Linked DNA regions of Homo sapiens: region 2 is linked to region 1. Evidence: chromatin loops called from intact Hi-C (ENCODE). Cell type or tissue: B cell. All regions are shown on one strand. Links, peaks and the distances in the headings refer to the core of each region. The heading gives the core; the rest is flanking DNA. Region 1 overlaps CDC42SE2 (CDC42 small effector 2). Region 2 has its middle 56 kb from the start of HINT1.

The links. Peaks named below come from ENCODE experiments on the same cell type or tissue, not always from the same donor. Only the 100,000 strongest peaks of a DNase experiment are listed, where the experiment ranks them.
Region 2: a loop joins it to region 1, with 4 times the contacts of the local background. A loop is called at or near these places in 6 of 110 quality-filtered maps.

What each region holds. Positions count from the first base shown.
Region 1 is chr5:131,379,446-131,384,830 of GRCh38, reverse strand. All of the region lies in intron 3 of CDC42SE2 (CDC42 small effector 2), which reads right to left. Among named protein-coding and RNA genes, the nearest start is that of CDC42SE2, 120 kb to the right of the region's middle. RefSeq lists enhancers at 4,718-4,767, 4,818-5,047. In B cell, for the core only: a CTCF peak has its summit at 2,278; DNase peaks (open chromatin) are centred at 2,310, 2,910, 3,806 and 4,960; H3K4me3 peaks cover 2,412 bases; H3K27ac peaks cover 4,775 bases.
Region 2 is chr5:131,106,942-131,112,326 of GRCh38, reverse strand. No RefSeq gene overlaps it. Among named protein-coding and RNA genes, the nearest start is that of HINT1, 56 kb to the left of the region's middle. RefSeq lists an enhancer at 1-334. In B cell, for the core only: CTCF peaks have their summits at 1,946 and 2,151; a DNase peak (open chromatin) is centred at 2,166.

The DNA of each region.
Region 1 (5,385 bases), core at 121-5,120:
GATTACAGGCACGCACCACTACGCCTGGCTGACTCTTCCTAATTTTTGAAAAGCACTTCTCATGGGGTGCTGAGCCCCATTTTCCAGTAACTTTAGCCACCAGCTGGTGTCCCTGTTCTGACCAATATGCTCATCTACCCCTTAGAGATATTTCCTGACTGTACTGCTGTGTTTCACTGATTATCTAAGAGTTTTCCAGATATGAAGATTATCTTAGATCTGTCCTGTTTTCCATGATCCCTTAGATATGATAATGTTATTGGGAGAGACCACTGGCCACGTTGGGTTAGTGTCCTACTATGGGGCTCTGCTTATCCCAGTTTACTGTCAATAGTATACTTCTCCTGAAATTGCAGCTTCCCTCAAAACCAAGCAGAGTTACAAACTTGCTGGATTAGCTGCCTTTGAACATAACACTTTTATGTCCTTATCTACTGAAACGCTGGCATGATCCTGATAAACCCTAAAATTTTATCACGAGAGTCCCATATGACAGCTCCTCAGGGTGAAAACATGACTTTCTACAAAACCACAAAAGTGGCGAGCCCATGCATATATTTTAGAAGTCCATATACATTGTTTTACTGTCCTCTCGTTTATATTGTCATAGATAGAAACAACAACCACAAAAAACCCTGACGCTTTTCCTTTGAAATATTTATGTTATTCATCCTTAGAATTCAGCAATGACATTAGACCATCTCCAAGTTTGTTGGGTTTTCCTTCCAGTAATTCTGCGTGGCACACGGTTATCTGAACACAGGTTTTCTGTATCTTAGAAAAGTTTTATTCTGTTAGTTCCTTGATAATTGCTCCATGTGTTCATTTTGCTATTTCTGGAGTTCCTGCCTATGTGGACATTTGAACATGTGTGTGTCTATAATCTTCCAAGTTTCTTATATTTTCATCCTTTATTTCTCTTTATAATTTCACTGCATTGAAAAGTAACTCTGCTTTATCCTCTTCAGAGGTCCAAGCTAGATAGTAAATATTATAACCTTGCAGGCCAAATACAATCTCCACTGTAGCTTTGACTCAACTCTGCTATTGTAGCATGAAAGCAGCTGCAGAGCACATGAAATTAAATGAGTATAGCTGTGTTATGGTAAAAATTTATTTACAAAAACAGGTGACAGGCTAGATTTAGCCTGTAAAAGTAGTAGTCTGCTGACCCCAGCTCTAGATTTTTTCAGTAGTAGCCACATAATTTCATTTTTTCCATTATGGTTATTTTTCAGAGGCTGTTATGACATGTCATTGCAACATTTTTTAATCTCTGAAAAAGTTGTATTATTATAGTTTTTCACTCTTTTCCCTAAAAACACTTAACTATATAAATTATAAGTCTATAACACTAGGGAACAAAGAACTCTCATTTCTTTATTTGAACAACTTTAGTTTTACTTCAAGCCTTTTTTTGAAAGTTGGTAAGAAACTGTCTGTCTTTTGGGGCCCTGTTCCACAGAATCATAAAACTTGCAGGTTAAAATGGTATCATAAAGTCAAAAGAGGCTTTTGTCTATGTGTTTTAATTTTTCTATTTCCTAGCACAATGCACTGGTTTCCTGCTATCTTTTTCTCGCATACTGCTCCCTCTGATGATCTTAGAGGTGCCTCATACAAAGACTCCCTGCCCCTAATGGCAGACTTGACACCCACAACCATCCTTTGATCTGGAGTGCTGCATGCCAGCAATGCACTGGTCTTTTCCTCTGTTCCCCATCTTTTTCACAGACTCAGTTTGTCTATTTCCAACCACCCCATTCAACATACTTCTCTTCATACTATTTTTGTTTGGAATGATAAAGCATAATTCTATGAATTAGCCTTAAACAATGCTAACTTATCTTTTTTAGGAATAAAGTAGGGAAAAAAGATGTTAACAGTTTTGTGCCTTTTTCTCTTCTTAATAATATATTATTACATTTCCACTAAATTTCCTTATTAGGAAGCTATTTGGGCAGGTCCAGAAATGTAATCTTTACCATCACAGGATACGAATTTTCTCAGCATGTGGGCAGGACAAATTATTGGGATTTCTTCCCCAGTGAGCCACTTAACTGACAGGTAGAGAGGGAAGCTTCTAGGTTCTTGTCACAGTTCCACAGGACAGTGGCATCTGCAGGACACCAGACTCTTCCCCAGGCGTTTGCAGTAAACATGTCAAGATAACTGCTTCTGATATGCAGAGAGAGCCACTTGGCTCTCTCAAGCAGGGGAGGAGGTGGTACCAGAGAATACTTCCTGGTACCTACTTCCAGACCACTAGGAGGAGTCTTGATCAACCCTTGTCCTGTGAACCTGCAGAAGCAACTCCTAACAGTTCTCATTCTGCATCATTTCCTCCAGAAGGGTGTGTTTAGAGCTTGCCAAAAGGCTCCACTTGGTCTATACCTCCATATTAAGTGATTTATTCTGTTGAGTTACTGCAGGACTGTGTTGGGGGAGAACAGAAACCATAGTGTGCTCAGGCCACCACCCATCTCACCCAAAAAGAATGAATAGATATGCTTGTGAAAGAAGGGTATTAACACATACTCACAAACAATAATTCAGCAAACATGATTACTGAGAATATTCAAAAGCTGATAACAAAACTAGTTCCCAAGAAGCTACTCTGACACTGAAAAGCAAAGGATGGGAAGACTTCAGCTTACTTCTATCATACTGTGTTATTAGATAACTAATATATATGAATGTGAAAATAATAGTGAGTATTTTTCAGCTTGAACTATACTGAGCTGGGAGTCACACCTTAGTATTGGAAGGTTTCTTCATGGCATCTAATCTAACAGTTTGTGAGATATGAAAGAAGCTTTCAGTCCTTCGCTCCCCAAGGCTGAGGGAACTCAGCTGTCCAGAAACTGAAAGGAGCAACTGTGTTGTGCGAGCATAGTAAAGGTAAACACCTAAGATGAAAATAGTAAGATAAGCAAGAACCAGATCACATAGAGTTTGTAAAGGACTGAAGTGTGTGATCCTCCCAAGAACAATGGGAAATAATTGAAAGTGTTTTAAAGCAGAGGAATAACATGATTAAATAGCTTGAGAAGACTATTCCACAATAGCTATAGGTGGAAAACATGTTAGAAGAGGTCAAAATAAGTTATTAATGTTGGTGAAAAGGGATTATGTGGATTCAACTAATAACACAGATAGAAGTGGATAGATTCAAGAAGTAGTCAGTGGATAAAATCAACAGCATTTGGGCCGGATGTGGTGGCTCACGCCTGTAATCCCAGCACTTTGGGAGGCCGAGGCGGGTGGATCACCTGAGGTCAAGAGTTCGAGACCAGCCTGGCCAACACAGTGAAACCCCGTCTCTACCAAAAATACAAAAATTAGCCAGGCGTGGTAGCAGGTGCCTTAATCCCAGCTACTTGGGAGGCAGAGACAGGAGAATCGTTTGAACCCAGGAGGCGGAGGTTGCAGTGAGCCGAGATCGAGCCATTGCACTCAGGCCTGGGGGACAAGAGCGAGACTTCTCTCAAAAAAACAAAAAAAAAAACAAAAAAAAACAGCACTTGGTTGCAGGCTGGATTTGGTAACAGTGAGAGGGAGGAGTTAAGAAATATGCACAGACTTCAGATTTCAGCAGAGAGTGTGCAATTCACTGGGTTCTGAGAGAATCCAAACTGGAGATAAGAGACTGAGAATCACCAGCATTAACAAAGCCAAGTTAATGAGATTTCCTAGACAAACTAAATTTCTGTGGTTGGGCAGAGAAGAAGCCATCAAAGAAGGCCAAAAAGAAACAGCCTGAAAGTCAGTAGGAAAATCAGCAGTGTGTACAAGTGTCAAGAGGGAGCAGAGCTGAAAGGTGGTGAGAGGTCAATTAAAGACAAATACGTGCAATGGATTCAGCAATATCAAGTCAATGGGCACCTTAGTGAGTGCTATGTCAGTGGAGTAATAGGAGGAGAAGACACGCTGCAGGGGACTGAGGTGGGTCTAAGAAGTGGAAAATGGAGAAAGAGAACAGAGACAACTCTGGAGAAAAGTCTGGCCTTCTGGACAGGAAGAAGACAGGTCAGTGGCTGAAAGGAGAAAAGGAGATGAGAACAGATTGAATTTTTCCCCTGTAAGATGGCAGAGAATTCATTATGCTCAATTTCTAATGGGAAAGATCCAGTAAAAGAGGTACAGAAAAAGAAGGAAAAAGAAAATGGATTGTCAACCTTACAAGGTTCCTGAGAAGGCAGGAAAGGTGGATCTAGACACAGGTGGAAGTGTTCTTTACACTCTTTCCTACAACACTCTATCAAAAACCTGGATTTAAATATAAATAAATATTCTAAACTATAAAAATGCAGTATTTTAAGGCACAATGTGGACATTTAAAGAATGGCACACTTGTTTGGGGTACTGTATAATAGTCACGGGTGGCTGGGCATGGTGACTCATGCCTATAATCCCAGCACTTCAGGAGGCTGAGGCAGGTGGATCACTTGAGGTCAGGAGTTCAAGACCAGCCTGGCCAACATGGCGAAACCCTGTCTCCACTAAAAATACAAAAATTAGGCCATAAGAATGATCAAATGGACTTGGGGCTCTGGAAGAGTGGGAGGGGGGCAAGGGTTTTATAAAAGACTACAAATATGGTGCAGTGTACACTGCTCGGGTGATGAGTACACCAAAATCCACAAATCACCACTAAAGAACTTACTCATGTAACCAAACACCACCTGTAGCCCCAATAACTATGGAAAATTAAATATTTTCTTTAAGAAAAAAAAATTAGCTGGGCATGGTGGCAGGCACCTGTAATCCCAGCTACTTGAGAGGCTGAGGCAGAAGAATCACTTGAACCTGGGGTGGGGGGTTGGCGGGGAGAGGTTGCAGTGAGCCGAGATCACACCACTGCACTCCAGCCTGGGTGCCAGAGTGAGACTCTGTTTCAAAAGAAAAAAAAAGAATAGTCATGGGCAAACAAGGGGAATTCCAGAGTCAGACCTCCGCAAAGAAAAACAGGAAATGGTGCACTCTGCTCTGATACGTATTAACAGTTGTCGTTAGCAGAGTCACCGTGTTTCCTGGAAACAAATTCTTTATAGGAAACTTTGTTAAGACCGTCAACCATCTGAATAATCCTTGCATCCTTAAAATATTAACTTTTATTCTGCATAAGGTGAAGGACTAGAGACCCAAATGAACTGCTATGTTAGTGTGGAGGGGACATTAGGCAAAATGTCTCTTCCCATAACTTTTTACATAATTACATCATAATTATTAAAGATAATGAACTAAACAATTTGGAGTATATCCAAGGAGGCGAGAAGCAGGTTAATTTCAAAGGATTTGCTACTGTGAGAACCTTATTTGCATCCTTATCTAAACAATATGTATATAACCATACTATATCTACCTCCCTCACATTTCTGGCAT
Region 2 (5,385 bases), core at 197-5,196, 270 kb after region 1:
AGACCAGCCTGGGCAACATAATGAGAACCCATCTCCAAAAAAAAAATAAAAAATTAGCCAGACGCGGTGGCTCCCGTAATCCCAGCACTCTGGGAGGCTGAGGCGTGTGGGTCACTTGAGGTCAGGAGTTCGAGAGCAACCTGGCAAATATGGCGAAATCTCGTCTCTGCTAAAAATACAAAAATTAGCTGGGCGTGGTGGCAGGTGCCTGCAATCTCTACTCGGGAGGCTGAGGCGAGAGGATTGCTTGAGCACAGGTGGTTGAGGCTGCAGTGGGTCGAGATCCTGCCACTGCACTCCAGCATGGGTAACAGAGTAAGACCCAGTATGGGAAAGAAAAAAAAAAAGCTTTTGCAAATTTATTTATTATTGCTGGGCGTGGTGGCTGATGCCTGTAATCCCAGCACTTTGGGATGCCGAGGCGGGCGGATCACCTGGGGTTGGGAGTTTGAGACCAACCTCACCAACATGGAGAAATCCTGTCTGTACTAAAAATACAAAATTAGCCGGGCATGGTGGCACATGCCTGTAATCTCAGCTACTAGGGAGGCTGAGGCAGGAGAACCGCTTGAAGCTGGGAGGTGGAGGTTGTGGTGAGCCCAGATTGTGCCATTGCACTCCAGCCTGGCAACAACAGCAAAACTCTGTCTCAAAAAAAAAATTATTTATTATTTTGTAAGCCATAATGTAAATAGAAAAAAAATAAGTAAATGAATGGGAAAACCCATCACAATTTCCATTCATTTGACTTGCCAATTAACTTTTTGTAACCCACTTGTAAGTTTGAAACTGTGTTCTATCAAGTCGGTGTTAACTTGATCCTAGTCCTTTTATTTGTTCATTCCTGGTAGTAGTTGTAAACTGCCATGAGCACAGTCAGTTTGGGGGTAGGAATTTTATTTTTGAAAATATAAAGTATCTTGATTTCCAGGAGCTTACTGAAGAAATAAAAATTTAGCCTGGAGTTTTCAAAACGTTTTCACAAGATTGAAGGTTACAAATCTAAATGATGGTTGGTGTTATAGCTCCATAGTGACAAAAGAAACAAAACCAAACAAAAACAAAAACACTAGACAAAACAAAAACCAAAGCAAAAAAAAAAAACTAAACAAAACAAAATCCAAAAACAAATAAATAAGCAAACAAATAGGAACCAGGCAGAAAGTAGATGCCTTGTGAAGACCAAGCCATAGGAACTCCTTGGGAACTCTCATATGGATGTCTAGATTTTAGAAACAGGATTTAATTATGTTTGATCATGGGGGAAAATATATAAACTTCGGGAAAGTAGAATCATTTCAAGTTCATTGTGGGCCTTCAGATAAGACTTTAATGCTAATCAACTTATTTTAAAGTGAGCCTGCTTAATATATAATGGAATAAATAATTGTCATGCTTTTTTTTCATAATTTTGTCAGCATCTTTTTCTTTCAATATTAAAAACAGTAGGAAGAAAACATGTAATTGTCAGATGCAGTTGCAATACTTTCTGTTTATTCAGTTTTGATAGACATTTCTTAATCAAGGTTAGTCTGGTAAATGGTTTCTCTTCAGGGCTGTGAACCAAACATCTTTGTGTAAGTGAAATAAATGCTGCACTGGGAGGTAGGATACTTGGACTTGGATTCTGACTCTCACTTGAGAAGTGGTCTTGGGCTTATGTATTTACCTAAAGGTCTTTGAGGTGTCCTGTATACCATGAGGTTTCCTGTCTCCCTCAGAGTGTTGTGTATGAAGATTAAAAGAATTAATATTTGCCTGGTGCCTGATATATAGCAATCACTCAATCAATGTTAATTATCACTGTTATCCCTGTGTTTCACTTTTAAACTTGTAACCATGTTTTATACACCACCGAGTGACATTTCACGTGGAAGAAATAGAAAATAAGTATATAGATACATTGAATTCAACTTTAAAAGTAGATGAATTTAAAACTGACATTTGCAAATCACGTTCCAAGTCATTTATATCTTATCGTTTTGCATCTAGTGACACTATACTCAGAAAATATAAATATTTGGCATGGATTTCGTATTAGAAGAGAAGCCTCTGGATTTTATTTGTACTTAGCCTCTTTCTCTAACTAATGGTATCTGTATTAGTTGATTCTGAATTCTGTGCATCTTCTCATGCACTTCTCAGTATTCCCACAGAGGGGCAGAGCAGCACTATTTATTAAATTAACACTAATCCTGCAGATTCTTCACTGGATTCTGCAGTCTAATATGAAACGCTTTGTTTGAAGTTGTGCTTGTTAAATTTACAAGTCTTTCCTGAAAAGCTTCCATGCCCTCTGACCACTTTGTGTGTGCATGTGTGTATGTGTGTGTGTGTTCAACATAATCAGAAGGACAATTGAATGTTTACTCTGAATGTTTATATAACTGCCTTTCATTTTGTCTGATGGATTCCTCTGAGGAAGGTGAGAGAATCCTAGCCTTGTGCTTGGGACAACTGCTGGTTTTGCTGTTGTGACTCAGAAGTATCCTTCTGGGAAACCAGGAACTTGATGCTGATGCTGGTCTGTTCACTCCTTAAATGTAGAAGTGAAATTACAAAGAGATGTATACAAGGTTTACACATGTCCCTTACACAGGGATCAAGACATCTTGTTGAAACTACCCCTATAGTCTGACTTCTAGACTAATCTATAGGTAGGTCTCTGGGAGGACACTGGTAAACTAAAAAAATGCAAAAATATGTATAATAAATGAGGATACGTGGGCAAAATGCCCAAATGACTAGTTTTAAGCTTACTCACTTACTATTTGCTTTATTTGAAAGATAACATTTACGGCCAGGTGTGGTGGCTCACGCCTGTAATCCCAGCACTTTGGGAGGCAGAGGCGGGCAAATCACGAGGTTAGGAGATCGAGACCATCCTAGCCAACATGGTGAAACCCCATCTCTACTAAAAATACAAAAATTAGCCAGGTGTGGTAGTGCGCGCCTGTAGTCCCAGCTACTTGGGAGGCTTAGGCAGGAGAATTGCTTGAACCCGGGTGGCGGAGGTTGCAGTGAGCCAAGACTGCACCACTGCACTCCAGCCTGGGCGACAGAGCGAGACTCCGTCTCATAAAAAAAAAAAAGATAGCATTTACCTTGCTACCTTATTCCATAAAGCCTAGGACCTTCACTGACACCATTATTTTTCTATCACTTGATTAATGTCAAAAAAAGCTTTGTAGCTCTTAATTTGAGCAAGATATAGTTTTTGTTTTTTTGTTTTTTGAGGGAAGGCATTTGTATGTTTAAAGTCTTGCTTGGCAGGCCAGGCATGGTGGCTCACACCTGTAATGCCATCACTTTGGGAGACCAAGGCAGGCAGATCACTTTTGCCTGGCCAACATGGTGAAATGCTATCTTTATTAAAAATACAAAAGTTAGGTTGGCGTGGTCGCGCACCTGTAATCCCAGCTACTGGGGAGGCTGAGGCATGAGAATTGTTTGAACTTGAGAGGTGGAGGTTACAATGAGCCAAGACGGTGCCACTGCATTTCAGCCTGGGTGACAGAGTGAGACTCTGTCTAAAAATAAAAATAAAATAAAATAAAATAAAATAAAATTCTTGCTTGGCAGACCTGTGTACAAATCAAAAAGTGCTTGTTAAATATCATTGTATTGGGCTAGGTGTGGTGGCCCATGCCTGTAATCCTGGTGCTTTTGGGGGCTGAGGTGGGATGATTGCTTGAGAGCAGGAGTTTGAGATCAGCCTGGGCAATATGGAAAGACCCCTGTCCCTACAAAAAATAAAAAATAAAATAGTCTGGCATGGTGGCATGTGCCTGTAGTCTCAGCTATTCAGGAGGCTGAGGTGGGAGGACTGCTTGAGCCCAGGAGTTTGAGGCTTCAGTAAAACCATGTACTGAACATTCTGCTAACCTGGAAGATTTCAAACAAGCAAGGAATATAGACTTCACAAATGTGCAGTTTCAGGCCAGGAGCTAAGATATACCGGATGTTGAACAACTATTAGCATCCTAAATTTTTATCATGCAGTGAGGTTTTTCCAGTTCTAAAATTTTGTTTCTATAATTTTGAGGATAAAGAAAAGAATATATAAGCAGATGTTAAATTTTATGGCACAAATCTAAGTACTGCTTGGGAAGATTAACAATGATGATAATGATTAAAAGTTGATATTTTGGTTTCAAAATTTTTGCTAATGATTAATTAGGGTACAAAAGGAAGAATTTTCATCTTTTTCCTTCCATTTTGAGAAATACACAACCCAACCTTTTCCAGTTTCTTTGGGCTTTCTACTATTTCCCAACAGTACTTACATAGGATAAAAACTGAGCATTGTAAACTGTTCTCAATAACTATTTTAGTTATGTTAATTATCTTAAAAGCTAGCTTTCATCTGAATTCAATCAACAAGTATTTTGGGAACCAATTACTATGTGCAAGCCATGGGAAATGCAAAGACAAATAAGAAGAAGTCCTTATTGTTTTACATTACACAGATCGACTTTATTATATTTATTGTGTTCTTTGATGAAAAATACTAGTTGTGGAGTATGCTCAGCCTACTCTTCTCTCTCTTGGGATAACAAAAACATAGGGCATGATTTTCTTGTGTGTCCACATAAAAGAGACACAATATCTGTGACTTCTCAGAAGCCAGAAGCTGTTGTAGGACCATAGTTTCAATATTGGCAGAAACTTCCTCTATACAAATGACTTCCAAATCCACATCCTTAGCTTTGAACACTTCTGAATCCTAGTCATAAATCTCCAACCACTTGGTGGAAATGCACTTGGATCCTCTGTTCACCTCAGCTGAACTTGACCATAAACTGTCATCATTACACCCCTACTCACAAAAAGACTTTTTTTTTTTTTAAAATGGTGAGTACTATCATCGCTGTGTTCACCAAGGGTTGAAACTGATGTTACTGTAGATTCCTCTCTCTTCCTTTTACATCGTGATCAGTCTGTCAGTTCGTACTTCATAACATCTCCCATATTAGACTCTTCCTCTTGACTTCTGAAGTCATCACTCTAAGTTTAAACCCTTATCATCTGTCACTTAGCTTCTCACCCCTAGACTCTCTGTCTTCTAATCTAGCCAGGCATTATTTCCATATTCGTCTTTGAAAGGTGCTACTTAGATCTCTAAAGGCATTTCCAGTTCAAAGATATTATTACGTTTAATATTGTGCAATTCCAGTTGATTTTTTTGTTTAAAAGATTTTAACTGACAAAAAATTGTATATATTTATCATGCACAACATGTTGTTTTGAAATATGTATAATTTGTGGAATGACTGAATTGAGCTAATTAACATATGCATTACCTCACATACTTATCACCTTTTTTTTTTGTGATGAGAACAGTTAAAATATGTTTTAGCAATTTCCAAGACTACAATACTTGTT